Linked DNA regions of Mus musculus: all the other regions are linked to region 5. A link is a loop called in an ENCODE intact Hi-C map of the cell type or tissue named here. Cell type or tissue: left cerebral cortex. All regions are shown on one strand. Each heading gives the region's core, and the rest is flanking DNA. Links, peaks and the distances in the headings are about the cores only.

Region 1 (4,438 bases), core at 235-4,234, 750 kb after region 5:
TTCCATTTGTTGAGAACACTGGATCTAAGTATATGATGCCTTCCTTAATGTGAACAACCTTCAAACTTATGTCTGGCCACAGGGGACCTGAGTACTACAAAACCCTGGGATTTGAGGAATAAGAAATATTATGCTAAAGTTTCAGAGAAGGGTTTCTTATTTATACTAAGATGGTCTCTCTCTGTGTGTCTTTATGTTAGGCTACTATGATAGTTTCTACAATTACCAATTTCCCCCATGTATAGGTTGTTGATGATAATCTCTTCCTCTTTGCAAATGTGACAGAAATATTATGTGCTGCTTAGCCCTTTCTGAACATGACACAAGCTAGGGTCTTCTGAGAGTCAATCTTGATTGAGAAAATGCCTCCTCCATCAAGATGACCTGTATGTGGAAGGGCCCTGCCCATGGTCCATGGCATCACCCCTGCGCAGTTAACTCTGGGTTGTTTGCAAAATCAAATTGAGTAAGCTGTAGGGCATAAGCTAGTGAACAGCATGCTTCCATGAATGTCGTTTCAGTTCCTGCCTCCAGGTCTCTACCTTGAGTTGCTTCCCTGAATTCCCTTCGTGATGGAGTGTAACCTGCAAGAGGAAATAAACTCTTTTCTTTCCAACTTGATTGTGGTCATGGTTTTGTCACAGCAAACTAGGACACAAATGCCAACATATTATACTTGTGAATATTGCATGAGGCTTCTACATTTATCAGACTGGGCATGAGCATAGAAATGCCCATTAGACAATGGCCATGTATCATTTATACTTGTATCATTGTCTTCAACAAATACATACAAGTCACAACTACGTGTCTGAAACTATGCCTGAAAGCATGTAATGGTTAAACATGTTATACTATTCCTCTTTGATTAATGGCCCTAAAAATTATTACTATAGTCAATATCATCATACCAGAAATATCAAAATTTTAACTAGACGTTAAATAGGGCAATATGGAAGTATACAACTCCCTTTCTTTTATTTGAAACTGTTGAGTTTGTGATTGGATATATGGCTTAAAATATTCTATCTAGTTATAGAAAATATACTTTCCAAAACCAAAACATTACTTTTAAGTTGGAGAAACTATAAGGACAAATAATTCTGGTCCTAGAGATTAAAGCATGATCAGTGAGTATTTAGAGAAGACCAAACATGCCCAGAAAAGATAAAAAAACAAAAACAAAAACAAAAAAACCACCTTGAGAACAGACACCATATAGCACACTACAAGAAAATATTTAATAACTGAAATATGAGACAGTACATTATGAAGATTAAAATCTACACCGAAGAGAACACATTCATTATTTTAATTTTATCATCAATGTCCCTTCTCTGATTTCTTCACTTGAAAGTTTGTCTGTTCAGGTGAATTTCCTCATAATCATACTAATCAAAGAGGGAGACTCACTGAATTTTTCAAAAAAAAATTATTCGTGCATGTTGCACGGAATTTCCTCTTAAAGAAATTCCACCACAGAACTTTATGCTGTAAATTATACCATTATTATTTTAAACTTTATGCCTTCATATTTTAAATCAATTAAATGTAAAATTAGACTTCTGCTTCTTGCAACTTGTAGTGATACTCATTACGATGTGACCAGGCCCAGCTGAACTGCCTTGTAGGTGAAAGAAGTTATATATATATACACACACATATATATGTGTGTGTATATATATTATATATAATATATTATTCATTATATACTATATATTATATAGTATATATATATATATATAATTCTGAAGGCTATAGCATTTGTCACCTATATCTCAAATGATAATGACTTCTCTATAGTATTTGAATCATTTTTTATTATTTAAAGACTGTTTCAAAAAAGAATGTTGCACATAAAAGCATAATAGTGAGACACCAAGGAGGCGGGCATTATTAAGAATATTATGCTACGACTGTTGCTTCTCGATTACATTGAAAAATAGAGGAAATGGTTTTTCTGACAGGCACCGCTTGCCTGTTTCAGTGAACAATCCTTTGGTGACATCTAGTGGTCAAGCACAGATTTAGTTACACACATTTTCCAAAGCTTTGGGAAGTGCAGGCCCTAACAAGGAAATTTAATAATCTATGTGCTTCATCAAAATACCTCCAAAGTGGTTAAGAATAAATTGATAATAGAAAAAGAGAAAAAGCAGCATTTACAAAGCGTGTTGACAGTTTATTGTGAGAAACTTTTTAGGAGAAGTTTTAAATAACTTGTTCTTTAAAACTCTTTTTATCCTGATGCTTAAGTTGTATGACTATGCTTCAAGTCTAGATATAAAAATCTAAGAATAAGCTTGGTTCTGCCGTGCTCTTTCAAGCCAACTTGATTTTGTTGAATCCCCCTGAATAATATTTCCCAACTTACACAAATGTGCCAGTACCCACATTTTCTTATTTGAAATTACCAACAAACCATTTCCATACAATTAATGGCAGGAAACTATCTTGGTTTTATTCCCCATTTAAGGTATGTTTAACATAAAACTACTTGACCAGAAAATAAAATAAGATAAAATCTTTGAACATTAGCATCCTGCAAAAAACCAAAATTATCTATATTTTTAGCAAATTTATTCATTTAGTACTATGAACACCTTTTAGTCAAGAAAAGACTATGCTGGAGACTGCCAGAGCCTGTCTTCAAAGGTGCATATGCTAACAGAAATCAGGAGTGGTTTTCAAACATTGTTTAATCTCAAATTTATTTTCAGAAAGCTATTCTGACTGTATAAAGGCCAATCTATTTTATTTTTCTATGACTCTCCTATTTACTCTTTGGAATAAAAATCTATCAAGAAGCTGGCAGGGGTTGAGGGAGGTGACAGCTGGGTGTAAAAGTTATGTGGACATTACAAGTTGAGCTGGGTTTTTAATAATTATCCAGTTAATTTAATCACTTTAGGTGTTTAAGTACAAACACAATATTTCATAGTGTCATTTGTCTACATGCATGTGGCTGTGTTGATTAAATTCAATGTTTAATTTCCACTTTGCTTTGTTGAGTTTTTCCTGCACACCGACAGGCAACCAAGGGTATGTGATGATCTAAATGCTGTACCCTCTTGAGATAAAAATATTTTCTTTGTACTGGATAAACTCCACTGCAGCAATCATAGTTTTGTAAGGATCCATGGTTTGTGAAGAATGATACCCCACACTCAAATAGTATGCAACAGCAAAGCGTGTTTATTCCACTGTAAATCAAGATGGAGAATAGAGGTGTGGACTTTGCCAGGTCAATGTAAAGCCTTGTTAGGCGAGGAATAAGTGCCTTTCACCTCCTTTCCTGTGATTGGTTGACTCCATCCCCAAGGGATATATCTTTGTGATGGGTTAAGGCTCTGGGAGATTTGGAGGACCTCTGCTGATGAACTACACTTGGCTCAGGTGGGCTGGGGAGGCAGCTTGTTCAGCTCCTGGTTGGCTGTCCGTGAGGGGTGGTTGTTTGTTTGTTTGTTTGTTTTGTTTTTCCCTAGAATTGACTTGTTTTGGACTTTTCCAGATTTGAGAAACTTAGGCCTAGTCTCCCAAACTGCCAGCTTGCAGCCTGTCAGGGAGTCAGCCTGGCTCCACCCAACTCAATCCTCTCACTTTGTGAGCAGACAATATTTTGAAATGCAAGATCAAAAATTTAGGGTAAATTCCATTTATTCCAAAGTCTTTACTAAGCTCCTATGCATGCCAATTTTCATTTGTATTTTAAGTAATCCTTTAAAAGTCTGGATTTATGCAATGGCAACTTTCACTCTTATGTGGTTACTTTCTTCGTCTTACAGAATTTTTCTGTTTAAGACCAGCATGTATGTCTCTTGTTCAGGATTTTCTTCCTACTGAGATTGTCACAGACTTTGAATATTGATGACATTTATTAATGGGGTAAGTGGCTGTATAACTTTGTCTACATTTTTGTTCTCCAATACACTAAACGACACTTAGATCTTCTAACATCAAGTCTAAGTGTCTGTCTTTTACATTTTTCTCTTTCAAAGCTTTTATTACAATTACCTTCTAAGTATGTTGATCTTGCAGGAACTTCTCGAAATCTGGCCTCACCCTTTCAAGACACTGATTATTCTACGAAGAGTTAAGTTTCTGCATTTTTGTTGTTATTGTTGTTTGTTTGTTTGTTTTGTATTATTGAGGCTTCAGCATTCCATTAATTTAGCAGAAAGACTCTGGCTCAGGAGCAAAACCCAAAGTAACTCATCATCAAATCAGTTTGCAAATCTGGAGAGATTTTTTTCCTTCTTCTACCTAGTCAACCCACCCTTTTCACTGTAATGGAGCCGAGACTGTTTCAGAGATGCTCTTCCACAGGATAACTCTGTGCTGCTTAAGGACACACACATTCCAGCCATTAGGAGGAACAACTGCTATGGCCCTGAACTAGCAGAACAATTCAAGGACAAGCTACCTAGGTACTCAGTAT
Region 2 (4,438 bases), core at 195-4,194, 180 kb before region 5:
GCAGTTCACTATCGTGTAGAATGTATTCATTTGGTTAAAAAAAAAGGCACACAATGAAGTCAGAAGTCAGGGGTCTAACACATATATACACACATACAGTGCCTTCATTGTATAAGCTGTAAACTCTACTGTAAAGTCTGTTAGTACGATTAGGAAGTGGTCTACTGACAAGCAGAGAAGCAGACTCTGTAGAGTCTGTCCAAGTCATCAATTTGGTAAAACTAGGTCGGCAGTTACAGAGATTACAGTAAGTGCTCTCAGAAGTCCATCTCCATCCTTTCTGAAGATCAGAGAGATAGGAGGAGAAACCAGGGTACGTGGCACACCATTTCCTTTGGTAGTGAACTTTGCTTGGATTTTTTTATTACTAAGAATAGTAATAGTATCTTATGTCAGAAAACTGCTTCCTTTACAGGCAATGGTCCAGGCCACTGTCATTTTTGACTTTCAACGTCCAGTTTTTGAAGGGCTTAGCTAAGTTTATACACGTAACAGCAAACCCGTGTTCCGAACCCATAACGTTCGCCATAAAATTAAGGGAAGAAGTTTCTCACTTTTTATGTCTGGCTTCAGAATACACATATGGTCACATCAATGCAGTAAAATGTTCCATGTGGGTGTTAAGAGAATCTGATAAAACAGCATGAATAGTAAGCATATCCACGCCAGCCCACCGGATGGGTAAGAGGTCCAGTGGGTAACACAAAGGGCCTCTGACTGCTCGCTCGCATGGCCACTAATGAGTTTTTGACCTGGTTGGCCAGGATAGAACTTTTCAAAGGCACACATAGTTTTTCTCTATCCTAATAGGTATATGTGGTAAGCGTTAGAAAGTGTGATATCCTATGCTGACTCACCCAAAGCGAACACCCTCAGCCAGAGCTTTGCTTGATACAACTCAAATCCTCAAAATCAACTGAAATTAAATAAGATTCTGGGGGGGGGGAAGGTCAAAGTTCTGGTAAAAATCATAACTTCACATAATAATTTTGATGCATATTTTCATTGAATAATAAGTAATAAGTACAGATTCGCCACTTACTACAGTCCCAGAAGTGAGTGTGTGTGTGTGTGTGTGTGTGTGTGTGTGTGAGAGAGAGAGAGAGAGAGAGAGAGAGAGAGAGAGAGAGATGGCGTGGGGTCCAAGTCCTTCTACTGAACACTACATTGTCTCTGTACTGATGGGCACGCTGGGGTTGCAAACAAAGGACCGAAACTACAATATACTGTGTAGTACATCAGCTTCTCTCACCGCACCTGATGGTTTTATTTCATTTACCATTGTAAATTTCACTGTTTCTCAAAAATATCAAAGGTAAGCCTAAAGTTATGAGCAGACTGGAATAGAAAATTAGTGGAAGACTTCCCTAGCCCGTCTCATTCCAAATGACCTAAAGTTTTCTTGTTCTCAGTGGTAATGGGAATCACATAAACTCTTACAAGCTAGTGGGGTCCCTCTGAAAAAATATAGACCTGTGATTGATATGCTTGCTCTGATACAATCTCTTTCCTTCCTTATTTTTAAGAGACCTCAGTATTTTTATTTGTAGAAATTCAAATAAAAGAATCAATAAGCCTACAGTCCTAGAATTCTAAGAATTAATAGGAGGGAAAAGAGTTCAGGGCTCAAAATGGCACTTAATCACTGAACCTAAGCTGTGTTAATACTTTTTAAGATTATTTATATAATGTTAGATATATAGTATAAATGTAAAATATCATGTATGATCAAAGTGTACTGAAAATCATAAATCTTAAAGTCAAGTTAAATTCCATGCCCATTCCCTGGGGTATGGAAATAAAGCACGTTACTTATTGTTAACGTTAGCAAACTATTCCTTTCTGAAAGACAGGAATTTATCAGTTTCAAGGATATGTTAGGAGCTGAATGGAGGCTGTGGTAGAGGAAGCACTTGGATTCATGTATGGAACGAGTCCACATATTGCTTGAGTGTTTGCCTTTCCGGGCATAACTGCAGCTGAACAGTCATTAGAAACTGTGTGGCTCTTTCTTCATCTTCTCCAACAGCTTTACTCACCTTTAGGTCCCGATGGACTACGCCCATCTGATGGCAGTGTAGCACAGCCTCCAGGATCTGCTGAATGCAATGACTGCATGCAAACACCAGGGGGCGTGTGTTAGTTCCCAAGCTTACACTCACTGTCTGTATACCCTCAGAGAGACCGGGTTAGAGAGCAAAGCTAGCAGACAACTTGTGTTGTGGTTGACCTCCTTCAGTAATAGAAACACATTGCTCAAGGAGAATGACTACTACCTCGGAACAGTGAGGATATGACCAGCCAAGAGCCATGATGAGAATCTATGTGGACAATATCATTTTGTTCTAGAGCTCATTTCCTGGTTATAAATTCTTCCAGAAAACGAACAGGAACACAAATGTTATCTCTGTAGTTGTGGTATGCTATCACTTTATCCACATAAAATCTTTGCCAATTCTTTCCCATTTTTCAAGTATGGTTCTAAAAGTCCCAATAGCACACAAGGCACCATTGGATTTAAGTGAGGACGCGTCATGAATTTTTGACAATCATGGACTTCTTGAGCTGCATGCAGTCTAGCTGGCAATCATTACCCTTTGCCTGGGGTTTGTCAGGCTCAGGTGAGCAATGTGTAGCCAGTCGTCCTGCTTCAGCAACCCATGGCCTCAGAACAGAAGTGGTGTTTAAATCTACAGGCGGACATACATCACAGACCAAGTTCATTCCAGGCCAATGCTGGACAATTCAGGAAAGCCTGCCCTCTAATCGCCTCTGGTAATTTACTGCTTGGAAACGGCGTGCCGTATTGATGTTGTTCTTCCCTTCCTGCTATGATGTATATGTAGCCTGTAGATGAGCAAACTGAAAAGGCAGCATGCATTGTCATTCATTATTCATTTCAAGATAGAGTTGGGAAAGGCATTTTGAACACCATTTGAAATGCAGCCCCCCGACCTCTGCCCTTTCCCCAGAAGAATAAAACCAAAGAAACTTCTTTGATTCAGATTTATGGACTCCATATACTGACCTTCAGGTCCCTGTGAACTATGCCATTTAGGTGACAATGATTTACACTCTCTAGAATCTGTTGTATACAATGACTGCAAAGATACAAGGGCAGAATGGGAGGGAGAACATTTTAAAGGCACATAATCACATTGGATTAAAAAAAATAAATAAAATGAAGGTTCCAACAAAACAAAACAAAACAAACAAACAAAATTATATTTATTCACACTTTTCTTAGCTTTACACCAGCATTTAAATAACGTTGAATAAAGCTAAATCTGATTTTTACTAAAATGACATCCAACATAGAATTTGTGACATAGTCAGACAAAACAATTTAAGCTGTGCTTCCTCTTGTTGGTCTACAGATAAAAGCAGAGGTGAGAGAAATTGAGGTTCATATTCTGAAAGGAAATTGGATGCTTTAGTTCCCAAAATGGTCTGGAAAGATTATCTAGAGATGCCCAATTTCCATGTGCTTGTCATACACAATCCAAACTGTTTGAGATCTGAGGTCACAAGCAAACGGGTTGAAACGAGAGGGTAGACACAGACGAAGTGGTAAGTGAAACAGGGATTTCAAAAAAAGAGGAAGGACACACGTACCAGTGATTTAGAAGGGGTGCTTCCTGTACGACACAGGGATAAGAAAATGAATGCAAGCTCCAAGAGGAGACGGGGGAACAAAGTTGACCCATGACATAAAATAAACTGCTTACTGTAAGAAGACTCTGGGGAGGGGCAGAGGAGCTTACAAAGAAGTTTAAGATCCTCTGGGGAACTGGTAACTGTGAACTCTATTTCCACCCACCCACTCTAGAGAAGGACCCTTTACTTATTGCCATGTTAAAAGGCACCAAGGATGCTACTCTTACTAGACGCTTACTAATTTCGTCAGCTGCTAATCAGATTAGAGTAAATCTTTTGCCTGGCAGCCCCAAGTCCCCAATAAGCTGTCACCTGACACACAATAACGCAGAACACACCACACTGACACGTCTTTGTACACATTGACTGTGCAGTTCAAACCCAAGTACAAACTAAAGGGTGTCCTCTGAATCAAGGAAAAGTGGAAACCTGATAACATTATCAGCCACTTGGATGACATTCTACAGCAAATTACTGAACTGCATAAAAGCAATCACTGTCCCATTCTTAACAATACAAATATCAAAAATGCCCATGACAACTGTGATTTTTTGGCTCCAAATTGGTTGATATGGCCACCTAAAGCTGCCTCACTGAAATGCATCGACTGCATAGTTTATTTAGTCACTCCTCATTATTTTTAACTGTGTGGTTCTCTTATCTCAATGTGAATGCCACACTGTTTTGTAATATTTCTGTTTTGTCTAACACTAAAAATAACATACTTGGTCTATGGCAAAAATTTTTAAAAATTAATATTAAATTAACTATTATCCTCTTT
Region 3 (4,438 bases), core at 296-4,295, 300 kb before region 5:
ATACCTCATTGCAGTTCACAGGCAAGTTGTTCTGGGTGCATACCTCTCTCCATACTGAAGAAGCAACAGTGTAACTACTGACCTGTGCTTATTTATTATCTGATTTAATGTTGGTAGGACAGCTCATGGACTGACTCTTCATATGTGTTTTAATCATCATTTCATTAACTTATGCCCTGATCTTTATTTCTCGCTATGAGTTTGGGTTGCTCTTGTCTTTCTAAGAATTCAAGTTGTATGATTGGATTGCCTTGGAATGAGTAGATCCTGAAGTCTGATAGTTTAGTTTCTACGATCAGAGATGTAAACTTTCTTCTTGGGGATGCTTTAGTTGTGTCCTATGGTTACAGTAAATTGTGTCCTAATTTTCATTTGATTCTAAAACTGTATTTCTTTAATGACCCTCTAGTTATCCAAGAATGCTTTTTATTTAATCTCAGTCATTTGTGTAGTTTACATAGTTTTGGATTTTTAGTTTTAGCTTACGATGATCAGATAAGATAGCAATAATTCTTTCAATCTCTTTGTGTTCCTTAAGGCTAGCTTTGGGCCTAGAATGTGAGCCGAATTTGAAAAGGTTAGATGGGCTGCCGAGAAGAACGTGTATTCCGAATCTGTTGGTAGAATGGAATATTTTGTATACACTGACTAGATCCACTTGACCTGTAGTATAACTCAAGAGTCTCTTTATTAACTTTTCATTTATAGGATGAGTTTAAGAATGAGTAGATCCTGAAGTCACACACTTTTGTTGGGGACTGGTTCTAATGCTTCATCTCAATTCAGCTCCAAAACTCGGGCTTCCAGACTCTGAAGGCACCTGCTCCCAGCTGGCTTTGATTGTTAATAAAGAATTACAGTATAGCTGGACAGGGAGATGGAGGTGGGACTTTTAGATTGCTCTGGCAAGGGACTGAGTGGGTAGAAGACCAAAGAGAATCACCGTGATGGGAAAGCAGAGAGATTAAACTTAAGGTCCTGTCCACACGTAAGAATCAAAGTAAATGACCACAGGAACTACTCCCCTGACTGGGTCTGGGATAGCAAAGATAAAATATAGATTTAGAAAATGTTAACCAAGAATTTCCAGAGTGGAGTGTGTGTTAGTCACTGGGAGTTTCAGAAAGTGCCCAGCCACTGAGCCAACAAAGCGTATTAAAAATATCACTGCATGTATGTGACTGTCATTCACAAACCCAGAGCTCTGGAGCGTGGCTAGAAGCACATTTGACCCGCTGGGAGCTCAAGGCAGATTAACTGTTTACCACTACACACTTTTTTTGTTACCAGGACATATCAGACCTTTTTCTGTCCGTTAATCTTTATTTTATGAAGTGGGTGCCCCAGAATTCAGCAATACACATATATAATTGTTATATCTGTGTGATGAACTGTTCCTTTGATTAACACATAGTGGCCTTCTTTCTTCAACAACTTTCAATTTGCCATCTGTTTTGCCACCTATCAGAATAACTACATCAATTGTTTGGCTTTGTTGTTGTTGTTTAACAGCTTCAACTCACTTCATAGATTGTGTCCTTCCTTTGACTCTCAGTGTGTGGGTGTGTTTGCCAATGAGTGAGTTTCTTAGAGGCAACAGATAAGTGAGTCTAGTTCCCCCCCCCCCCCCCCCGTGAGTCTAGTTTTTTAAGCCAGTCTTTATCTCGCTATTGGTGAACCAAACTGAGGTCATTTTCACTTAAACTATGTCTGAGGGATTGCCAGTTTCTCTAATTTTGTTGATTGTTTGCATAGTTGGTTGGATGGTTGTCCTTTTTCTTTCTCTCCAGTTAGCTTAATGAGCTACCTCCTCTCCAGTTAGCTTAATGAGCTGGATTTTATTGGCTCCTAGCTTTCCTTTATTTGTGTATTTTCTCATGCTGTTTATTCTTTCCTTACTCCTCCTGTGATCAGGTGCTGAGGCTCTCTTTCCTCCTCCTCTCACAGCATCTCCTTAAGCTTCCTCTCAGTGCTGTCTTCATGACCATCAACTGCCTTCTTTTGTGCTGGTATATCTCTCCATCTGTTTTCAGATAGCTGTGCTGGATATAGCCATCTTGTCTTGACAGGCAGACAGACTGAAATCCATTTAGAGCTTGGAGTGTATCATTGCATGCTTTCCTGGGTTTTAGTATTGCTGACTCGAGGTGTGATGTCAATCTGCAGTGTTTGCCTTTGTAGATGAGTGGGCCTTCTTCCCTTACAACTCCAGCTGCTGCTTCTCTGGCTTTGTGTTTTTGCCCTCATGATTGTAGTATCATTGAGAAGTTTTTCTGGCAAGTGCCATGCATTTGTTGTGCACCCTATGCTCAAGGTTTGGAAAAATCTTCCACTGTAAGCTCAATGGACAGGCTTGCCTTGCCTCTTAAATTTATCTCTGCTCTTTCTTTCACCCCATCGATCTTGGTGACTTGGTTGCATTTAAGAGGTGTAGGGTATGGTGGTCTTGCTCCTGTGTTCATTCTTATTGTTTTCACCCGTACTTGCTCAGTGCCAACCTTCATCTAGATATTCTTTCATAGGGAGTTGAGTCTCTTGGTGATGCTTACTATTGTGGTTTTGTTTTTGTTTGTTTGTTTCTTTTTTTCACTTGTTTTCTAGTGGTTTATTGAAACGAACACTTCTTTCACAATTTCTAAAATGTGCTTAGTTTAAATCGATATATATTTAAAAAAAACAATTTTTATTAGATATTTTCTTTATTTATATTTTAAGTGCTATCCTGAAAGTTCTCTATAACCTCCCAAGCCCTGCTCCCAACCAACCCACTCCAGCTTCCTGGCCCTGGCATTCCTGTGTACTGGGGCACATAATCTTGACAAGACCAAGGGCCTCTCCTCCCATTGATGGCCAACTAGGCCATCTTCTGCTACATATGCAGCTAGAGACATGAGCTCTGAGGGTACTGGTTAGTTCATATTGTTGTTCCACCTATAGGGTTGCAGATCCCCCCAACTCCTTGGGTACTTTCTCTAGCTCCTCCATTGGGGGCCCTGTGTTCCATCCAATAGTGACATCCTCACTTCTGTGTTTGCCAGGCACTGGCATAGCTTCACAAGAGAGAGCTATATCAGGGTCCTGTCAGCAAAATCGTTCTGGCATATGCAATAATGTCTCGGTTTGGTGGGTATTTATGGGATGGATCCCCGGGTGGGGAAGTCTCTGAATGGTCCATCCTTCCATCTCAGCTCTAAACTTTGTCTCTGTAACCCCTTCCATGGGTATTTTGTTCCCCATTCTAAGGGGAAATGAAGTATCCAAAGTATCCAAACTTTGGTCTTCCTTCTTCTTGAGTCTCATGTATTTTGCAACAGGTATCATTTTTTAATAGCTGAGTAGTTCTCCATTGTATAAATGTACTACATTTCCTGTATCCATTCCTGTGTTGAGGGACATCTGGGCTCTTTCCAGCTTCTGTCTATTATAAACAAGGCTGCTATGAACATAGAGGAGCATGTATCCTTATTACAAGTTGGAAAATTTTCTGAGTATATGCCCAGGAGAGGTATTGTTGATCTTCCAGTAGTACTATGTCCAATTTTCTGAGGACCCACCAGACTAATTTCCAGAGTGGTTGTACCAGCTTGCAATCCCACCAGCAATGGAGGAGTGTTCCTCTTTCACCACATCCTCACCAGCATCTGCTGTCACTTGAAATTTTGATCTTAGCCATTCTGACTGATGTGAGGTTGAATCTCAGGGTTGTTTTGGTTTGCATTTCCCTGATGATTAAGGATGTTGAACATTTTTTCAGGTGCTTCTCATCCGTTCAGTATTCCCCAGCTGAGAATTCTTTGTTTAGCTCTGTACCCTGTTTTTTAATGGGGTTATTTGATTTTCTGGAATCCACCTTGTTGAGGTGTTTTTTTTTTTTTTTTTTTTGGATATATTGGATAATAGTCCCCTATCCGATTTAGGATTGGTAAAGAACTTTCCCAATCTGTTGGTGGCCTTTTTGTCTTATTGACAGTATCATTTGCCCTACAGAAGCTTTGCAATTTTATGAGGTCCCATTTGTCCATTCTTGATCTTACAGCACAAGCAATTGCTGTTCTGTTCAGGAATTTTTCCCCTGTGCCCATGTCTTTGAGGCTTTTCCCCACTTTCTCCTCTAAAGTTTCAGTGTCTCTGGTTTTATGTGGAGTTCCTCGATCCACTTAGACTTGATCTTTGTACAAGGAGATAAGAATGGATCAATTCGCATTCTTCTACATGATAACTGCCGGTTGTGCCAGCACCATTTGTTGAAAATGCTGTCTTTTTTTCCACTGGATGGTTTTAGCTCCCTTGTCAAAGATCAAGTGACCATAGGTGTGTGGGTTTACTTCTAGATCTTCAATTCTATTCCATTGGTCTACCTGTCTGTCGCTGTACCAGTACCATGCAGTTTTTATCACAACTGCTTTGTAGTACAGCTTGAGGTCAGGCATGGTGAATC
Region 4 (4,438 bases), core at 112-4,111, 71 kb before region 5:
ATTTCCCATGTTAATGCAAGGAAATTGAAGTCTCTACTATTTCATTAGATACATATCTAATCAACTCTTAAATGGGTCAAAATTGTGACCAAATCCCTAAAAATTCGATGATGAGAGAAGGGAACCGAGGCGAAACCCTGTAAGGTCCAGGCTTGGTCATAATCCCAGAAAATGAAAGAAAGCCACAGCAGAACACAAAATGACATTTGGCATTCTCTAGATCACACCCTATGAGTTGTTTGGAAATTGTAAGGTAAAATCCTTTTTCATGCATGCATGAAAAAAATAGATTTTAAGGAAAGATACAGGCTCATGTAATAGATGGAGAGGCAGGGGGAATGGGGAAGGAGATGAGGCACGAGGATAAATCAAAGCAGAGAAAGAAGACATACGCTTATGCAAATGGCGTACTGACCTATTACTTCCTATGGCTACTTAAGACCATACTTCCAAAAAAAAAATGTGTCTATCTTTATTATATATTCTTAGCACTCGATGAGTGCTTCTATTTCCTACTTGTACAATAAAGAAAGGCTAATGCAATCACTTAAACATCAAAATTCCTACTGAGACGAGATATTCAAGTGCAACCACCTCCGTTTTAGCAAAAAACCCTGGCGGGTAAAAATTAAGTGCTTATCTGGTACAGGGCAGCAAAATCATGCATTCGGAGGCAACCAACCAACGGGTGTTTGTATTATTTTGCAATCAGGGACCCACTGCTCACTTCCAGTTATATAAGCGTGGGGAATGAACTCCTCAGAGGGCACCGCCCTGGACAGAATGGTCCTGGAGTTCCTCCCTTCTCCCGGCAGGGCAGGCGTTTATTTAAAGTACAAGACTGTGGGAAGCTGTGCTGCAGAGAAGAGGGACGCTGAGAAGATGCACCCGTGCAACGCCTGCTGTGAGAAAAGCCTGATGACTCCTTTACAGTAACAGGCGTGAACCTAAGGTAGGCTTCCGTCTGGAGGCGAACAGGCCAGGAGCCTCTGTTGTGATGGAGCCTTGCTTCCAGCAATTGCAAGGACAAAAGGCATGTTTCTTAGCAAAGGGCTGTGGTACACCCTATATAAGCCTCCTGAGGAACAGCCCTTACCTGCAGCCTAGGTCCTGCAGCCTGCCCGTCTCCCCCAAGGCAAGCCCTTTTCCTCCTCCAAGGCAAGCCCCTTTTCCTCTCTTCAAAGCTCAGTTCTTGACTTTTGTCCCCACCCTGATTTAAACCTCCCCTGTTATTACTTTGAGATGTTCACCTCTTAAATGGGCATTTTCATAGAACATATCACTGCACTTCAACTAAATGAAAAGGAAAATTCTCCTAAAACTTGACTATCTAAATAGACCACGGCTGACAGCTTCGTGGCAGGTCCTGCCAGAGTTTCTCTATGCACACACATGGCACACTGCCTGGGCCTTTCGCTTGTGTTTATAAACTGTCTCAATCCCTCTTGACCATTTCTTGGTACTGAGAGACTGCAGGCTGGCAGTGAACAATTAAAAGGCAGATGAACTTGTACTGGGCTTGGAGTCAGACAGCTCCTTTCTGTGCACAAAGGGCAGCTTCATCTACAGAACCTAATTGGCTCTGTGAAATGTCTGCATCACTGGGGGAGGGGGGAATGGAGTGGAATCAAAATTAATTATTCTGACTAAAGGGATGGTTTTAGAAAGAAATCTCAAGAAATTCCTATGTTAATAAAGCATGGGGGAAGAGCCCTGCAGTGGCAGAAATTAAATTCCAGGAAAGTTTACGAAATTTTGTTTACTTGAGTAAAAATAAAAACAGTGTCATATTCTCTTAAAAAATAACCACCGCACTGCCTAGTTCCTTCATAATTTATCACTTCGCCATCAGTGTCTACTGCTTAGGCAGGCAGCAAAACATGCCCTAGTAAAGAAGATGAAAAAGATACGATTCCTGTCATCTTGGAATATCCAACTAAGATTGGGCGGCCCCTGCCTTTCAGAGTTTGATCGATCAAGATAATGGTCGAAGGATGCTGAGAAATGGAGGAATCACCAAGAATCCAGGGGTTGTGCTGTGCAGGCCATCTGGGGCTTGTAGGCTGCTTATTTGGCACACAGAGTGTCTCCATCCCCCACTGCTCACTGCTCAGTCTACTTTATTTGTTACAGGCCTGGCATGCAACCAGCATTGCACTCCCTGAGAGCCTTCCAACGCCGTGCTACTTCCACAAGAACACAGAACTGGCCCACGCTCTCTCGCTCTCTCAGCCTCTCAGCCTCTTGACCTCCCTGTCTCCAGTGATCTATATTCCTGCTCTAATCTCAGTCATCACTCCTGTTTCCCCTCCAGAACCAGGAAGTTAAAATCCCCAGGCTCTGACCACCAACTGCTCACTTTCCAAATTGCTGGCCAACCCCATGTACCCCAAGGGTAGGGGCAAATTTGTAAATTCAGCTCAATGTTAAACCATAAACGATTAAACCATTAAACCAATTACATAAAACATTGTGGTTGTTTTGCTCTGTGTGCGCGCGCGCGTGTGTGTGTGTGTGTGTGTGTGTGTGTGTGCGCGCGAGTGAGTGTTATCTACATATGGTGTGTGTGCATGTGGTGCCCATGTGTCTGCTGTGGGTACGGTGTGGGTGGTGTGTGTTTTTTGTAGTATATACATGGTGTGGTGTGTATGTGTGTATACATGGTGTGTGTGCATGTGTTTGTGTGTGTGTGTATGTGTGTGCACATGCATGTGCGAATGTGCATATGCAATTTCAGGGTCCTGGGGTATGAGCTTTGCAGATAGATGGCAACACTGTGTTGCAATGTAAAAAGGTTAGAAAACCTGGCAAAAGAAGTCTACTCCTCCACTGTCCCCTTCCCTACATCCTTCTCCATGCTTAATTTCAAGTTTAAATTATTTAATAAACGTAATTATGTACATATACAAATACACGAAATGCAATATTATTGTATACAATAAGTATTGATTAAGTATTGATTAAATGGATTCAAAAATAAGGAAAGGGGTGTAAAAACAAGAAAATTTAAGTGAAAAGTATAGGTCGCTCGAGAGAGAGCTTGAACAACCTCCTTCTTGAGGAGCCACAGACACCAGAACATAGTCTGGCCTGTTGGTCTAAAAGCTGCCATGAGTGTCTCACAATACAAGGCCATCTGATAAGAATCTCAAGCCATGAAAAAGAACACACGAACATTTACCTGAGAAAGAACTAAATGGTTTCTAGAAAATTCAGTGCTCACTGACAAAGATAAAATACACATTCTTAGACACACACCTTCTAACCAAGATCTGAACAATAACTATCAGCTGACATGCCAATGTAAATGGAGGAAATCTTCCAATGTCCCACCTCTACATAAAGGAGGCTCGGAGGAAGCTTAGTGCTCTCCAGGGACCTAGCTTATAGCTGGTTATTCAATACCAGTATATCACATATACATGTAACAATGGTAATTAAAGAATAAAGAGGTCATGAATTTGAGAGGGAATGGGGAAGAGAAAGAGACAGATCAGAAAGAGAAGAACTGGTGGGTACAACAGACAAATATGAAATTCTTTTAAAAAACAATTTAAAAATACAACAATCTCAATTATATCCTTTGGATTAAAAAGACAAATCAGTCAAAATAAAAATAGCCTCACATACATGGGAAAATGGCTCCCCGTGGCAGCAGAGCATGTGTAACCCAGAGGACATGTCACAGCAGTGTCACCTGGCACTTGGGAGGTGGAGGCAGGAAGATGGTGAGTTTGAGGCCAGCCTGAGTTGCATACTAAGATCTTATCTCAAACAACAGCAAAAGCCATTTTTTTTTCTTTGAAATTTAGCTGTACCATAATAGCTACTCTCAAGGATAACTGTCATGACAAGATTGGCTTTAAAGGCTACAGTCACAAGCCAAATAAGAACCATCTACAGTTTTCTAGTTCTGGCCAACTGAAAAATCAGGCTATCCCATGTATCTGAGTTGCCATTATAAATCCCCAGGAACTATGCTCAAGCAAAGCCTTCAGTGAGGAGAGGTTCTATGCAGGAGCAGATCAGGAGGCTAGCCGAGCCACACAGCAGGACTGCATGAGATGGAGGTAGGGGGATCCGGGTGTTCTTCAGCCGTCATGGAAGCATGGTCCATCTACTAAAAGCTCTGTAATCATCTGCTTCCTCGGGTGCACAACATGAAATCACAGTACTATAGGATACCAACTGAACTCCAAAGTCTATATCTGTTCCTCTTAAAGACACCAGAGAACTCAAGACCCTTTCCGATTGTGGGATCCAACACTCGGTTTTGTGATTCTTAAAGTACATTTACTCCAAGGGCATTTCCTAAGCCAGGTGTACTTTTAAATTGTTTATTTAGCACATGCATCTAATTCCAGCATGAAGAAAGCTGAGGCAAGAGAATCATGAGTTTATGGCTGGACTGAGCTGCATAGCAAGTCAGTCTCCAAAA
Region 5 (4,438 bases), core at 194-4,193:
AAAGGACCGAGCTGGGGAACAGAAGAAAAAAAAAAAAAAACTGTTTATTTCGGTAGGAAACATAATTAACGTGGTTCCAACTAAGTAAATATGGCGATTGTTTTCATTAAAACATAAATCTCGAGCTCACTGGTGTGCTTTAACAGGTTCTGGGGTAAGGTGATTTCTCTCTGCCTGGTTTGGGCTTGGGGGGAGGGGAGAGATTTAAATTAAGCTGCTCTTCCGACATACTCCATGTTTCAACAGCAGATCATCTATAAAGATATCATTTTCATTTGATTTAAAAGTGCTCACACTTCCTTTTATGCAACTGTAAGGAAACCTACAGCACACACACACACACACACACAAATGCATCCCTTCCCTGATAGTGGAAATTAGCGATAGGTTTGGGGTTTGATGCTCGGTAAACCAACACTCCCTCCTGACTGAGTCTCTAGTTGCCCCTGTGCAGATCTTCAGTAGGTACCCTGTCCCTCCTTAACATCTCAAGGAAGTCCTGCCACTTCAGTGGAGGAGGTCGTTTTACACAAGCTAGGCTACCCTGGGGAAACGCTCTCTCGGGCTCTAGGGCTTTCCTCTGCCTGGATAAATAAATCCTCTCAGAGACGATGTACACCTAAATCCTAGAATGATGGTGAGCGACTCATCTTAGTGCAAAGAAGGATAGCGGATACATGGCAGGGACGTGGGTTCTGTTGGGTGGCCCTTTTCCTGAACGGAACAACTACTTGGATGCCGAACCAGACTCTCCACCAAGCCAAGTTGAACTTTCGGCATCGATAAATATGGCACCATCTCAGAGAGCGAGTGTTCTCTCGTTAGCTCATCCGAACCTGGGTCAGATCGCAGATACAGCGCGGGCTGAGCAAGAGACATCTATTTACCAAAAATGTGATAAATGTTGCATTTTACATGCATCTCCTTTCCTCTCCGAACACACATACACACACATTCGCACTCGCGTGCGCGCACACTTCTCAGGATGACAGCTACAACTGCAGAGATCATAAATTCACTAAGTCCCCCGTGGAGAGGTGGAGGACCCGAGAAGATGGGCTGGGAATTCGGAGCACCCGCCACAGTAGGGCAAAGGTTTCCTTCCCTGTGTGCCCCACCCGCACCAAGCCAGGGTCCGTCTCCCCGCCTCGGCCCGCAGGCTCTCTATCCCCACGAGGGAGACGAGGGGTCGTGGGGAGGAGGAGATGCCAGGCAGGGACGCTTACTTTCCGAGCTCCTCAAAGAGCTGATACTCGTCGGTGAACCGGGTGCAGGTGGTGGTCGAAGCCATGGCGGGGTCTGGACAGTGCGACGGGCGACACGCGAACAGACCTGGCTTCCCGGGACTGGCGCCGCCGCGCTGTCACCCGGGGCCGCCCTCACTTTCCGTGTCCGAAAGTAGCTCGCCGGCGAGGGAGTGCGCGCAGGGGCGGGGCGCGCGGGGCGAGGTGGCCAGACCAGCCCGCTCCGCGATCCCTTGTCCTCTCCTCCTCCCGCCGCGGTGGCCGGGCCGAGGGCTCCCGAAGGGGCGGGGGAGAGGTGTCAGGAGGGGTTGCCGCGGTCACCGAGGCCGCACGGAGAGCTCAACGCAGCGCCCGGAGTGGCGGGCGGCAGCGGCCGAGTGAACACCCAGCCGGTCGTTCCAGCGGGCAGAGGAGGCGCTGGTGGCCCGCGCTCCCTCCTCTCCACGGGGCCGCAAGGCTGGGAACCCGCGGGGCGACAGAGTGCGCTCGCTCGGCTCGGGCGAAGCTGGCAGCCGCGGCTCCTCCCCGGCGCCTCCTCCCTCCTCTCCCCGCCCAGCGAAGCCCCCTCCTCGGCGGCCCCACACCTCCCTCTAGCGACTCCAGCCGCGTCCCTTCGGGCTGCTCTCCCGCAGCCGTCTAGGGAGACCGAAGGGAGATGCGCGGAGCAGCAGGGAGCGCGCTTAAGGGGACGGGACTGAGATGTCGCAGTGACCCACGAAGGGCGGAAAGATGAGAGACCACTCGAAGCTCCCACAACCCGGATGCCTCTACCCGGGCGGGATGGCCGCGAGGCCGGGGAAGCCGAGAGAGGGAAGCAACCCTTGCATCTGGGCGCGGTTCGCGTTTACTGCTCCCAGACCCGGGTCCAACGTCCCCCGGCTCGCAGCTACTGCCTGGGGCTGCCAGCCTTGGCCACCTCTGCTGCGCCCGGCTGTCCCTTAGCTAGGGGCAAAGATGGTCAGGGCACCACGTTTCGCTTCAGTTTTTACTGTCACGTCTTCGCCCTTCTCTCCCCTTTTCCCGACTAGGGCGATCCCCATAAGCATTTGCTTGATCATAAACTCTAACATAATGAAACCCAAAAGTGCACCACTCTGCCACACCTTCCTTCCTCTCCAGAGTAACTCCCCTGTAACCTCAGCAAGTTCTGATAGTAAGAAGGCTTCTCGCGAGATGTCCCACGCCAGTGGCGAGGGGGTGGGGCGGTAGGAAGGTTGGCTGTGGGTCACGCGACCCAGAGGGGGCTGACGTCATTAGCGTCACGTGAGCGTGCCTAGCCTGTTTCGCGTTGCCGAGGGAGAAGGGAGAGGGAGGGTGGGAGTTCTTTACCTGCATTCTCAAAGAGCAGGCCAAGTAGGGGCACAGGAGTGTACTCCCTCAGTGGCTATCTGGAAAACCATTTAAGAGTTCAAGAACGTGTGTACAGTTAAGCATATCTGACACTGTTGCTTAAAAATTAGCATGGAGAAAAAAAATTAGCATGTAAGATGGGTTAAGGTGTAAGTGGTGGCTAAGATCATTTCTGAGCCTTCTTTTCACTTCTGAGTCTTTAATAAACGAGGCAATTGCAGATTTAGAGGCCTACGGAAAATAGAGACGCATCATGAACTTTTAAAAAATTTTCTTCAGACTGTTGCTTTTTGTTCTACAGCAGGAAACCATAAAATCCTGCATTTCTATTGCTTATGTGCTCGTGCTTAGAATCACATCGTGCACTTAAAATTTCACAGTGGGAAGATGATAGATAACTTTCAGTTAGGGAGCCTGTACATGCTTTTAGGGCGGCTATAAGTTACTACTTTGCAGGTTCTTTTATTCCCTGTTCTAAAGAATGCTGAGTGGCCTTTGAACTGAAGTACTCAGACGGCCATATAATTTTTAAATGCTTTTTTTTGTTATAGATTTTGCAAATATTACTCATACTTCTAATAGCCCTCTCCCACTCAACACAAGAAAATACTTTTTGAATTTAGTCATCATTCAATGTCTGCATTGTTTTGCCCATGAAAATGTCATTTACTGGCCTGTTTTACTATAATTTTCCCTTCAATTTTACTTACATCATTTGATATTCTGCCCACGCACTAGATTCCTAGTGCTGATTTTTGACGTTGCCAAGCACGTGGGATCAGCACACGTCCCGCTTTGTCTTGTATTGTTCCTACCTGGGGGCCTCTGCTGTTCAGTTGTCATTGTGGGACACCCTTGGAAGCTTATTGAAGTTCCTCTGTGGTTTTTATATAGCTTTGATTCCTTTTTGTTTTTAAAAGCAAATTTTGTTTTTTATGTCCTTAAATTTGAACATTTTTATTTGATTGGAATAGTCTCAGTGTGTCTCTCTTAAATGGCATGGAACTCACTATGCAAACCAGGCTGAGCCTCAAACTGAGAGATCCACCTGCCTCTGCCTCCCCAGCCTGTGACTAAAGGTGTGAAATACCATGCCTGGCTAAATTTGAACATTTTTAATAACAAAACTGAAATGAGCTTGGATCTTAAATCCTGGCAATAAAAGATAAGGATTACTTGGTATAAATGTAGTGACAAAGAAAGGAAGATGAAACTAAAAAGTTAAAAGGAGAAATAGTAGTGTTTAAGTATTAATAACCAAGCCAAAAATTGAAAGGAAGATATAATTTGGCCTTAACTAAACATTTTTAATATGTAGCTTAAATATATGGCTCTCGGTTATAATGGCATAACTTAATATTCTTTTCCAAATCCAAAAGTGAAAACAAAAATAAAATTTTAAAAATGAGCATAATAAATTTTTTACAACTAGGAAGAAAATTGTTTCTTAAATACCAATGCAGTGAAGTCTACATAATTACAGTATTTAACTCAGTTGTTTAAAATAATGGTAACTGTAAATGGTTAGAATAATTTTAAGTATAATAAAAAAGTAACTGCTTTTGATGTATCATTATCAAGTTAGTATTTGTAGACAAGAACTTTGTACAAATAATGTTTAATCTACACATGCTCTGTTGTTTGATCTATATTGTATTCTCATTAAAATGTTTCTTTTATTTAAAGAATTCACAATTATTCCTAAAGTTAGGGCTTCCTTAAGATAATAATCAGATTGATTATTTTTGGTTGTGAGACTAGCCTTTAATGGTTGAACCATCTCTCCAGCCTTAATTATAATTCTCTTAGTTCTATTTCATTATTTTAGGAATACCTGCAAAATA
Region 6 (4,438 bases), core at 295-4,294, 99 kb before region 5:
TTAGCAGAGCAGGACTATGGAGTGTGTACCAAGGAGAAGAGACCAATTTATAAGCTATTGAGGAAGTTAGAGGGAGAGGAATTTGATTATATAAATCCTCAAGGAAAAAGAGGTGAACAGGCTGGACAGTGGTGGGGCACACCTTTAATCCCAGCACTTGGGAAGCAGAGGCAGGAGGATTTCTGAGTTCGAGGCCAGCCTGGTCTACAGAGTGAGTTCCAGGACAGCCAGGGCTATATAGAGAAACCCTGTCTCAAAACAAACAAACAAACAAACAAAAAACAAACAAAAAAAAGAAAGAAAAAGAAAAAAAAAGAAAAAGAAAAGGTGAACAGGAGAACACTGGGGAGTCTTCAGTCTAGGTACATCTCTAAGGCAAGGCAGAAGCCTCACAGGCTAACACAACCCCAGGAGCAGGTTTGGGTAGGGGTTCAAATCCATACAGTTTTCAGTATAGTATAATGAAGAAGGTATTGATACAATTCCATATGAATATTCTAGTAGGCAACAAGGAATACGTCTAGAGGTAAATGTCAAAGAGAAGAGTGGAGCAAGGAAAGCCAGAATGTTCATAAGATGCCCTTGGACACAGAGGAAGGAGACTAGAAACAAGAAAGTTGAGACAGAGGTGCAAGCTTGAAAACCCAAGTATTGTACAAAAGCCCCAAGAGGTAACTCACTTTTCAAGTCTAGAGGGACTGAGGAAGACTAGAACCAAGAAGGCCCCAGTGGACTTGGTACTACCCAGGAGGGGATGGAGTCACTCAGAGTACTTTCACTCAACAACAATGGGGGCCTGAGCTGAAGACAGACATTCGAGACAGGAAAGGCCTTGATACCCTATGGAATCAGAGAGTCCTGTCCAACACTCAGCTAGCAGTCTGTCTACTGTAGCCATGATCATCACCTGGTAGCAGCTACCGACATAGTTTTGACTTAGGGGCGATACTGTTGCTTCTTCTGGTCCTTGGAGATAGTCAAGACTCTAGAAAATATTTCACAGCTGACGCACATACCTAGTGCGGGCACTTCTTTTACAGGTTCCTGTGAACAGTCCAAGCTTCCCTCACAGGGCTGATGCTCCTGACACAGCTGGCACCCAACTTCAGTATTTTATGCAAATGAAAAGTAATGCTGTTACACAGAGCCCTGGGGGCCTTGTGCAGATGAGGAAGTCAGATCAAAATGTGAACTTCGGAGTCAAACAAACGTATTTGAATCTTGGTTCCACCCTCTGTAAACTAAGCAAGCTCAACCAAATTTAATTAACATCTCTGAGACTCACAGAGTCCCGATTTATATAGGCACAGGATCAGTTACTGACAGTGAACTGAGTTTTAAAAAATGGAGATTTGGTTTCCTGAGACATAGAGTAGTCTGGAAAGTAATAAGATAATTATATGAAATATAAGATAATTATATGAAATGTTCAGAATCAATACGTTTCAGGTTATTACTATCTAAAAAAAATCTACCTATTTTTCTTAAAGCTTTCTTCTTCCAAACAGAATAAAGAACTGGAAGTTTGGTACTCTGTGTAATTATGAAACAGATATTTATAAAAATAAAATACTATCAAAATATCTAATAATTAGAATACTGCTATAAAATAAATACAATAAAGTTATTGCCACTTATTAAAATTATTACACCATCTGCCCTGTGATAAACCATGAGGCTTTCACAGTGATTGTTAAATTTTTTGGTTTGCAAAATAAATACTAGACTTGGGCTACAATATACCCATGAAATAAAAGTGATATGCTACACTTTAAAATTAAGGACAAGGAAATGAAAACACCTCAACAAAACTATAAATTACTTTAGACAGGTTTCTCATGAAGAAATGGAGGGGGGGGTCTCTCTATGCTGCACAACTCAAGGATGAGGAGTGAAGCAATCAAAGAACTATGAACATCCAGAAAAAGAGAAAACATTACAGAAAGATCAGTTATACCGTGGTTCCTCAGTTTATAATCGTCCCAATTAGTAGTAAAATATGTGACATTTCAACAGGAAGGGATTCCTGTGTCCTGGAGCATACGCGGCAAACAAGGCATTAAAGTCCAATAAGGGCAGAGGACAAAAGAACAGGGTCAGAGGAGCTGTCACGGATCCAGGTCATCCACAGAGCTGTTTGTGAAGCCATGCGTGGATGCCCAGGAGTCCAGCCTGCCAGCGTACAGAATGAATTGCCCAGAGCCTCAGCAGTCCATTTCCAGCCTGAGCTGAGACAGCAGTATCAATCACTAGCAGTAGGAAAGGGACTGGAGCGGTGACAGGCTCTTAGGCCAGGGAACTCTGCAGCACAAAGCAAGAACTGTTCCTTTTCTGGCAGCTCACTGTTGCGATCGATGCCTAAGCCAGCGAATGCGTGTGAGTCAGAGACTCTCATGCTCTGCAGTGACCCCAGCAGCCTCTCTTCCACTGACCATCATCTGGTTCTGGGCCTTGATGTGATTGGCTTATTTCTTTTATTAGGGTAATCTTTATGCCTGGTAAGAGTGGACATATTCAGAGCTGTCTGCCTCTCTGTCTCTCTGTCTCTCTCTCTGTGTCTCTCTCCCTGTCTCTCTCTCTCCTTCTCTATCTCTTTATTCTCACTCCCTCTCTCTGCAACTATACTGAACATCCTGGTAAACTGCAATGAGTTTTTAAACTGATTAAAGTCAGCTTCATAATTTAAAAAAAAAAAAGGTTCAAAGGATAATAGGAATTGCCTTATAAGAAATTTGCAGATGAAGATGGATATATTTTCTTCTCTACTCTACAAGCAAAAGCTTTTATTATGCCAGGGTATTTCACTCTGGCTCATGTCCACTGCTGTCATAATGGGTTTCTGTTATATAAAGAGGCAATCACTCAATGAGGGCTATTCTAAATCAGTTCCATTAGAGGGACAACTGGGGAACTCCAGGGATTTGGGGAAAGGTGGGAAAGGAGAGAGCCAAAAAGAAAACAAGACATCAACAACACAATCAAAAGAAACAGGAAGATACATAAATAAGTAAATGCGTCTTCTTGGTTTCTAGGCCGAGATGGAAGTGAGTCTTTCAAAGGATGACGAAGTTGGCCTTAGTGATGCACAGGCCAGAAACTTAAAATATGAGAAAAAGGTAGAGTCAAAATTATTTTAGTGATATTGTATATATATATAAATTCCACAATCCTCTGAAACAAATAGCCAACTTATACAAAAAAAGAATTATGCTGGGCATGGTGGCATAAACATTTAATCCCCACACATGGAGACGTAACCGATCCCTTTAAGTTCCAAATCAGCCTGAACCACAGAGCGAGTTTCAGGCCAGTTAGGGCCACAGAGTGAGAAGTGAGACCCTGTCTTACAAACTACAACGAAAACAAGAATAGAGGAAAGCCTGGAGTGGTTTAGCTAAGGTTACACACAAAATTCCAAAGCCACAGGTGACCAGGAGGTGGTAACTGAGACATAAAGAGACTGGAAACAGACATCTACGGTAAACCTGGGACAGAAAATCTAGTGCCCGGGCAACTGGGAGCACAGCTGAGAGCAAAGCCACTAGAAGACAAATAAACCTGAGCAACTAAGGAAAAGCCTTTCAGGCCACAATAGACCTAGTAGAAACGGGAGCAGAACTAATGTACAAACTGGACTCGTCTTGCAGCATAGGGAGAATTTCAAATTACCCATGGAGTCAACAGCTTAGCTTCTCAGAATACATGAGGTGGCCAGGAGATACAAAGCTGTTTTCCTGAGTCAAGAGAGACTCAAGAATTCAATCCATAGCCCAGAACCCAGTAACCCACGCAGGAAAGTCTTCTAGACAATGAAGCTCAGATTAACCAAACTCACTCTACCATCTATGTTTGTAGAGCCATAGCCTGGCAATGGTTTCTCTCTCTCTTTTTTTTTTTAATTGCATGAAATTAATAAAAAATAATATTTCTAAAGATTTATTTCTTTTTATAAATATGTGTATATGGTTTCAAAAGTTTATATGTTCCACATGCATGTAAGTGCCCAAGGAGCCAGGAGAAGGTGTTAGATCTCCTGGAACTGGAGTTACAGGTCATTGTGTGCCCAGTTCTCTGCAAGAACAGTAAGGGCTCTTCACGGCTGAGCCATCTCTCCATCCCCTGAAGGATAATGTTTTATGACATATAAAAAATTAAATTTGGCTTTCAGTGTCTATCAATAATTCTGCTAGAATGCCATCGCTCTCGCCTTCCTCCAGGAAATGGTATGCCTGCTTTTGAGCAATGATCATTAAGAAAGTGAAACTAGAAAGAAAGCCCAGCCACCAAAGCTTTTGACTATTGTTAAGTGTGCTTCCTGGGAAAACCGAACAACCCTCACTTCCCAGCAGACTCCCAAAGTCCTTTAAAGGAATCACATGCAGCAGGGCAAGCCAGTCATAACAACAGTGAGAGGCAGCCAACTCTCTTTCGTCAGTGA
Region 7 (4,438 bases), core at 299-4,298, 61 kb after region 5:
CTCCTCCTCCTTCTTTTCCTAAAACTTAGATCCAAAAAATCTTGAAATTTGTTAGCTCAGAAAGAACGTTTCAGAATGGGCCCAGACTGAATTCTTGGTTATGGATATCTGTGTGTTACGACTTTATTGACAGTAGTAGCAAATCATAACTACAAAGATGATCTGTATAAGTTGTTTTCTGTGAGAAAAACAGTAAATTCTAAGGAAACAGAAATTTAATTTCCATAGGATTTCAATGGTATTATTTCTAGTTACATACAAGGAGTATAAGGAATAGGGAGTTAGGCTACTTACTTAGCTGAGACCCTTCTCACTGTATATGCAGTTCAAATTAGTCTGTGTGTTTATGAATCCTATCTACAAAAGGCAGGATGATTGGAAGATGGTGGTAAAGTATGCCCATACAGCTAGAGGGATTTATTCATTAGTGTCCCTGATGCTGAGAATAATCACTTCCAGGCTTGGCTAACCCTTAGATAGAGCTCCGTCCAGCTCAGGAAACCTTCTAATGCAGCCTAACACAACTTACTTAAACAACTCTGAGAATTCTTTTCCTTGTCACATGGTCTAGAGCATGGACTTTGTAGAAAGAGAAAATGACATAGAATCACAATTTAAAAAGGTTGGAGTTCTTCTTCTTCTTCTTCTTCTTCTTCTTCTTCTTCATATTTTCAGAGACAGGGTTTCTCTGTATAGCCCTGGCTGTCCTGGGACTCACTTTGTAGACCAGGCTGGCCTCGAACTCTGAAATTCACCTGCCTCTGCCTCTGCCTCCCAAGTGCTGGGATTAAAGGCGTGTGCCACCACCGCCCAGCTGGTTGGGAAGTTCTGATGGACTACGAATACTGGAGTAGACAGCAGCATTTATATATGTGGGTGCCTTGTGTGTTTGTATGCATGCATGTATGTGTCTTTGTATGTATGAGAGCACCACATACATGTTTTGTATACACAGAAAACAGAAGAAGCTGTCAGATGCCCTGGAATAGGAGTTACAGTTAGTGTTAGTCTGCTATGTGAGTGTTAGAAACTGAGCGTAAGGCCTCCAACAAGACCAGCAAGTGCTCTTAACCACCCCTCCATCTTTATAGCCCTTTCCTTTTGTCTTTCTGTGTGTGCATCACATGATTAAAAAGAGAATATTTATTTAGTAAATTCCTGGATTATATGTAAACATTGTGCCCCTTAAGCTCATCTCAGTGTGCAGAGGAATAAGTGTAGTTATTAAGAACATGGTGTTAGAAGTCAGTCTGTTATTTACTAGCTGTGAAACCTTATGCAAATTATTTAGCCTCTCTGGACATCAGTGTTCTAACCTATAAAATGGTATAACAGGCATATGAATAGAGTTGTTACAGAACTAAATGAGGCTGTGATATTTGTAAAGCCCTTGGTGTAGGTCTTGGCAGGCCATTAACATTCAGTTATATTTTGTTGTCTATATAAGATCTAGGTAAAATGGTCTTTTTGAATTTAGTGCTTCTTCACGATTTGTCAGAAACCAGAGTGGGCACTATCCTCTTCTTTCAGAGTTTCAGAGTGAATGGCGCTCACTTTACTTTTCATGTCCATGCCACTAAAACAAAACAAAAGTGTCAGCATAGGCCTGTTAAGGAAAAGTGAGAAGGAACAGACTGGAAGGGACTGGAAGTGAGGACTTACTGTGGCTCATAGATTTTTCTAGTTGCTATCAGTTTCCCGTTTCCCTGTTTGCTACTGACTTATCCCCTCTGTCTCTTCCTTGGGGAAAAACAACCCAGGAATAATAACAACAATGAACCCTCTGTTTTCCTGCTGTCCCATTTCCCCCCCAAACTCCCAACCCACAAGCCTACTTACCTTCCTTTGTCCATTCATCCCTCAGACTCCTTCCACATACATCCTGCTAAGGAACAGAGGCCCATGGGAAGTCCAATAAAGTGCCAAGGAAGAAAAATGTTTACAGGAAGAAATTGTGATCTGAAGGAGGTAGGAATGAGCATAGGTGAAAAGAAGAGCTCTGTGGAAAATGGTAACAACCAAGGTAAGTGAGCATCAGTCCCCTGCACCAGTGACAGCCTGTGGAAAGAAGCTTTGCCAGGAAAGCAAGGAAAAATCCCTTGATTTTTATAGACCACGTGTCTTCTAAAAAAAATGCCTGGAGAGATGATATTTTTTTTTCTATGGAAATTGCACAGGTTCCAGTACTATCAGCTCAGGACAGTTTCAGCAGTGACTTCAGGTAAACAGACAGGCATAGTCTTTACCATAAATGTCAGTACTACTATTAAGGGCTGTGCTATAAATAACATTAGCATTTTGCCTTCCAACTGCTAAAGATCTTGTGTAGCATATCATTTTATACTTACATAAGCTTATGGAAAAGGCACCATAAAGGCTGGGTTTTATTTATTTTTTTATTCATAATGACAATGTAGAAAGCTATTGATTGAATTGATTGCCACAAGTAGAAGGTTTCTGTTGTAAATTCAGAAATTCAGATTTTAGTCTCATGTTTCTGAAATCACTCCAGACAAAGCAGCCATGGGAGGAGTCTGGTGTCTTGCCACATTGACTCACTGAGTGTGTTTGGAACCCTGTAATTTTCACATGCTATTAGGGTTGGGGCAGGGACCAAGACAGAAAGAGAGACAATAACAAGGAAAAGCAAATTAATAGAGGATGTTTGTAGATTATGGTGTTATCTATGAAGGACATGACTAGATGTAAGGCCATGACTCCCCCCCTCCCCTGTAGATTTTTGTCCTTAAGTCAAGATAAGAAGGTGTCACTGTGAATTCTGGGCAGGAATGAGACTAGAAAGGCTACTGTAGTGAAAGAAGCTGTTGTTATTGGGGACAAGACGTAATGTTGTGGTTGGAAATTTGAAAGGAGACAGCAGACCAGTTCTGAAGTCTGTATCTTGGAGAGCCAGCCAACCTTACCAGGATAGTCTTAGCTGAATCCTAGACTTAACTCACAAGCCTATACTCCCAGCAGCCATCTTTGTGCATATCCATACGTTCACAGTTTTCATAGAACAAGAATGAACTGAAACTCAGCTATGTGCACTGTGCAGTGAATTACAAAACACACGAAGCTTTTTCTCTCATGGAATTTCACTTGCCTTTTGTACTTGGATGCCTGAATACTTGCTTAGACATTTGACCCTTCTTATTGGTAAATATAAGCATGTATATGTTGATTGGAGTTACCTGATATTTTTTTCCCCTGGGGTTTGCCCTCCATTAAATGACAGTCACCTGTGTGTAATAAGTAACTGTGAAACGGCCGTAGCCAAAAGACACAAGGCTGAGCTGAGGAAGGATAAACTGTTTAAGAGTCAGAAATCTGAAGTTTGTGTGCATTAAAAAAAAAAATCCCCTCTGGGCTCTAAATAACTGTGTGTCACCTTCAACAAGATAGCTAACCTCTCCGGGTTCTTCAGTGTTTTCTCCGCAGTAACAAGAATAATGGTTCTCGTCATCTCTCTGCCTCTAGGGATACTGTCAGAATTAATGAGACACCAGGGTGAAAGGCTTTGCACTTTTCTCCCTCTGAGAATGCTGGGATACAAACAAAGTAATATCTCTATATTGCGAACTCTCTTTCTGTGTGGCTCAGTAGCGTTCAGAAAGGAGCTCACAGAGTTTTTGAAGCAGCAGCAATTACTGTAGGTGTTACATATTATAAGGCAAGACTGTATCTGCCAGGAAAAACAAAGTGTGTGGGGGGGGGGGGACCAAAACTCCAGTCAGAGAAGGTCTGCTCACTCTGTGAGGTAATCAGTAGGAGGCTTGGGATAATTGCAAGTAAAATATTACTGAGCACAGAGTAGAGGAAGGGAGGTGGTGAGGCTTCCTAATTAAAGTTGCCATCCCGAAGGAAGAGAGAGCAACGAGGCCCTGGCTGCTGACACATTGCTGAAAGGTGCTTAGACATGCTGGAGAGAGAAGATAGAAGTTGGAGGTCAAGTGTTTGTGCCTGTACAGGAGAGCTGCTCAAAGCAATTAGAACTGTAAGACTGGTGATTAGAACTAACCAGAAATTAAACCATAACAGGTTAAAAATGTCCTCAACCATTCCCTGGATTAACTGCTGAATTGTCTATTCATCTAGGCAGGAGGTTTATTTAATTTTATTTTATTTTTTTCTTCCTGGAGCTGTCATCTCAGTGGAAGAAAACAATCCTCCAGATGCTAATGGGTGGTGATAACTGTAAAATACCCACGTAGGACTAGAGATGCAGCCCATTAGACTTCCTTTCTCCCACTCACAATGCTGATTTCTTTTGTATTAAGTTATTTATTTGCTTCACATCCTGATTGAAGTTTACCTTCTCTCCTTTCCTCCCAGACCTTCCCTCTCACCTCACCACACCCATCTACCCTTGCTCCCCTTCTCCTCAGAAAAGGGGGCAACCTCCCGTGGTTATCAACCAGCTTCGGCATAATGAAGT

What was found. A loop is a pair of places that touch in the nucleus more often than their neighbours do. Peaks named below come from ENCODE experiments on the same cell type or tissue, not always from the same donor. Only the 100,000 strongest peaks of a DNase experiment are listed, where the experiment ranks them.
Region 1: it touches region 5 in a loop (2.3-fold over the local background); 3 of 42 quality-filtered maps call a loop at or near these places.
Region 2: it touches region 5 in a loop (7-fold over the local background); 35 of 42 quality-filtered maps call a loop at or near these places.
Region 3: it touches region 5 in a loop (1.9-fold over the local background); 13 of 42 quality-filtered maps call a loop at or near these places.
Region 4: it touches region 5 in a loop (4-fold over the local background); 8 of 42 quality-filtered maps call a loop at or near these places.
Region 6: it touches region 5 in a loop (3-fold over the local background); 16 of 42 quality-filtered maps call a loop at or near these places.
Region 7: a loop joins it to region 5, with 2.2 times the contacts of the local background. A loop is called at or near these places in 2 of 42 quality-filtered maps.

The regions. Positions count from the first base shown.
Region 1 is chr3:125,846,921-125,851,358 of GRCm38, reverse strand. No RefSeq gene overlaps it. Among named protein-coding and RNA genes, the nearest start is that of Gm40145, 50 kb to the left of the region's middle. In left cerebral cortex, for the core only: a CTCF peak has its summit at 2,008 (motif pointing left); a DNase peak (open chromatin) is centred at 2,007.
Region 2 is chr3:126,769,448-126,773,885 of GRCm38, reverse strand. It overlaps Camk2d (calcium/calmodulin-dependent protein kinase II, delta), which reads right to left. Exons shown (of 21, transcript NM_001346635.1): 6 at 3,029-3,101. Among named protein-coding and RNA genes, the nearest start is that of Gm15551, 100 kb to the right of the region's middle. In left cerebral cortex, for the core only: a CTCF peak has its summit at 2,117; a DNase peak (open chromatin) is centred at 2,125.
Region 3 is chr3:126,897,954-126,902,391 of GRCm38, reverse strand. No RefSeq gene overlaps it. Among named protein-coding and RNA genes, the nearest start is that of Gm25501, 110 kb to the left of the region's middle. In left cerebral cortex, for the core only: no CTCF peak of the experiment used is centred there; a DNase peak (open chromatin) is centred at 2,096.
Region 4 is chr3:126,665,359-126,669,796 of GRCm38, reverse strand. All of the region lies in intron 2 of Camk2d (calcium/calmodulin-dependent protein kinase II, delta), which reads right to left. It overlaps Gm15551 (predicted gene 15551), which reads left to right and starts at 854. Exons shown (of 2, transcript NR_166466.1): 1 at 854-952; 2 at 2,134-2,468. In left cerebral cortex, for the core only: a CTCF peak has its summit at 779; DNase peaks (open chromatin) are centred at 932, 1,407 and 2,140; H3K27ac peaks cover 200 bases.
Region 5 is chr3:126,594,293-126,598,730 of GRCm38, reverse strand. Camk2d (calcium/calmodulin-dependent protein kinase II, delta) reads right to left here and starts at 1,780. Exons shown (of 21, transcript NM_001346635.1): 1 at 1,227-1,780. The coding sequence starts at 1,291. In left cerebral cortex, for the core only: a CTCF peak has its summit at 1,830; DNase peaks (open chromatin) are centred at 1,376, 1,833, 2,454, 2,939 and 2 more places; H3K4me3 peaks cover 2,715 bases; H3K27ac peaks cover 2,794 bases.
Region 6 is chr3:126,693,456-126,697,893 of GRCm38, reverse strand. All of the region lies in intron 3 of Camk2d (calcium/calmodulin-dependent protein kinase II, delta), which reads right to left. Among named protein-coding and RNA genes, the nearest start is that of Gm15551, 27 kb to the right of the region's middle. In left cerebral cortex, for the core only: no CTCF peak of the experiment used is centred there; a DNase peak (open chromatin) is centred at 2,234; H3K4me3 peaks cover 312 bases; H3K27ac peaks cover 340 bases.
Region 7 is chr3:126,533,679-126,538,116 of GRCm38, reverse strand. No RefSeq gene overlaps it. Among named protein-coding and RNA genes, the nearest start is that of Camk2d, 61 kb to the left of the region's middle. In left cerebral cortex, for the core only: no CTCF peak of the experiment used is centred there; a DNase peak (open chromatin) is centred at 2,214.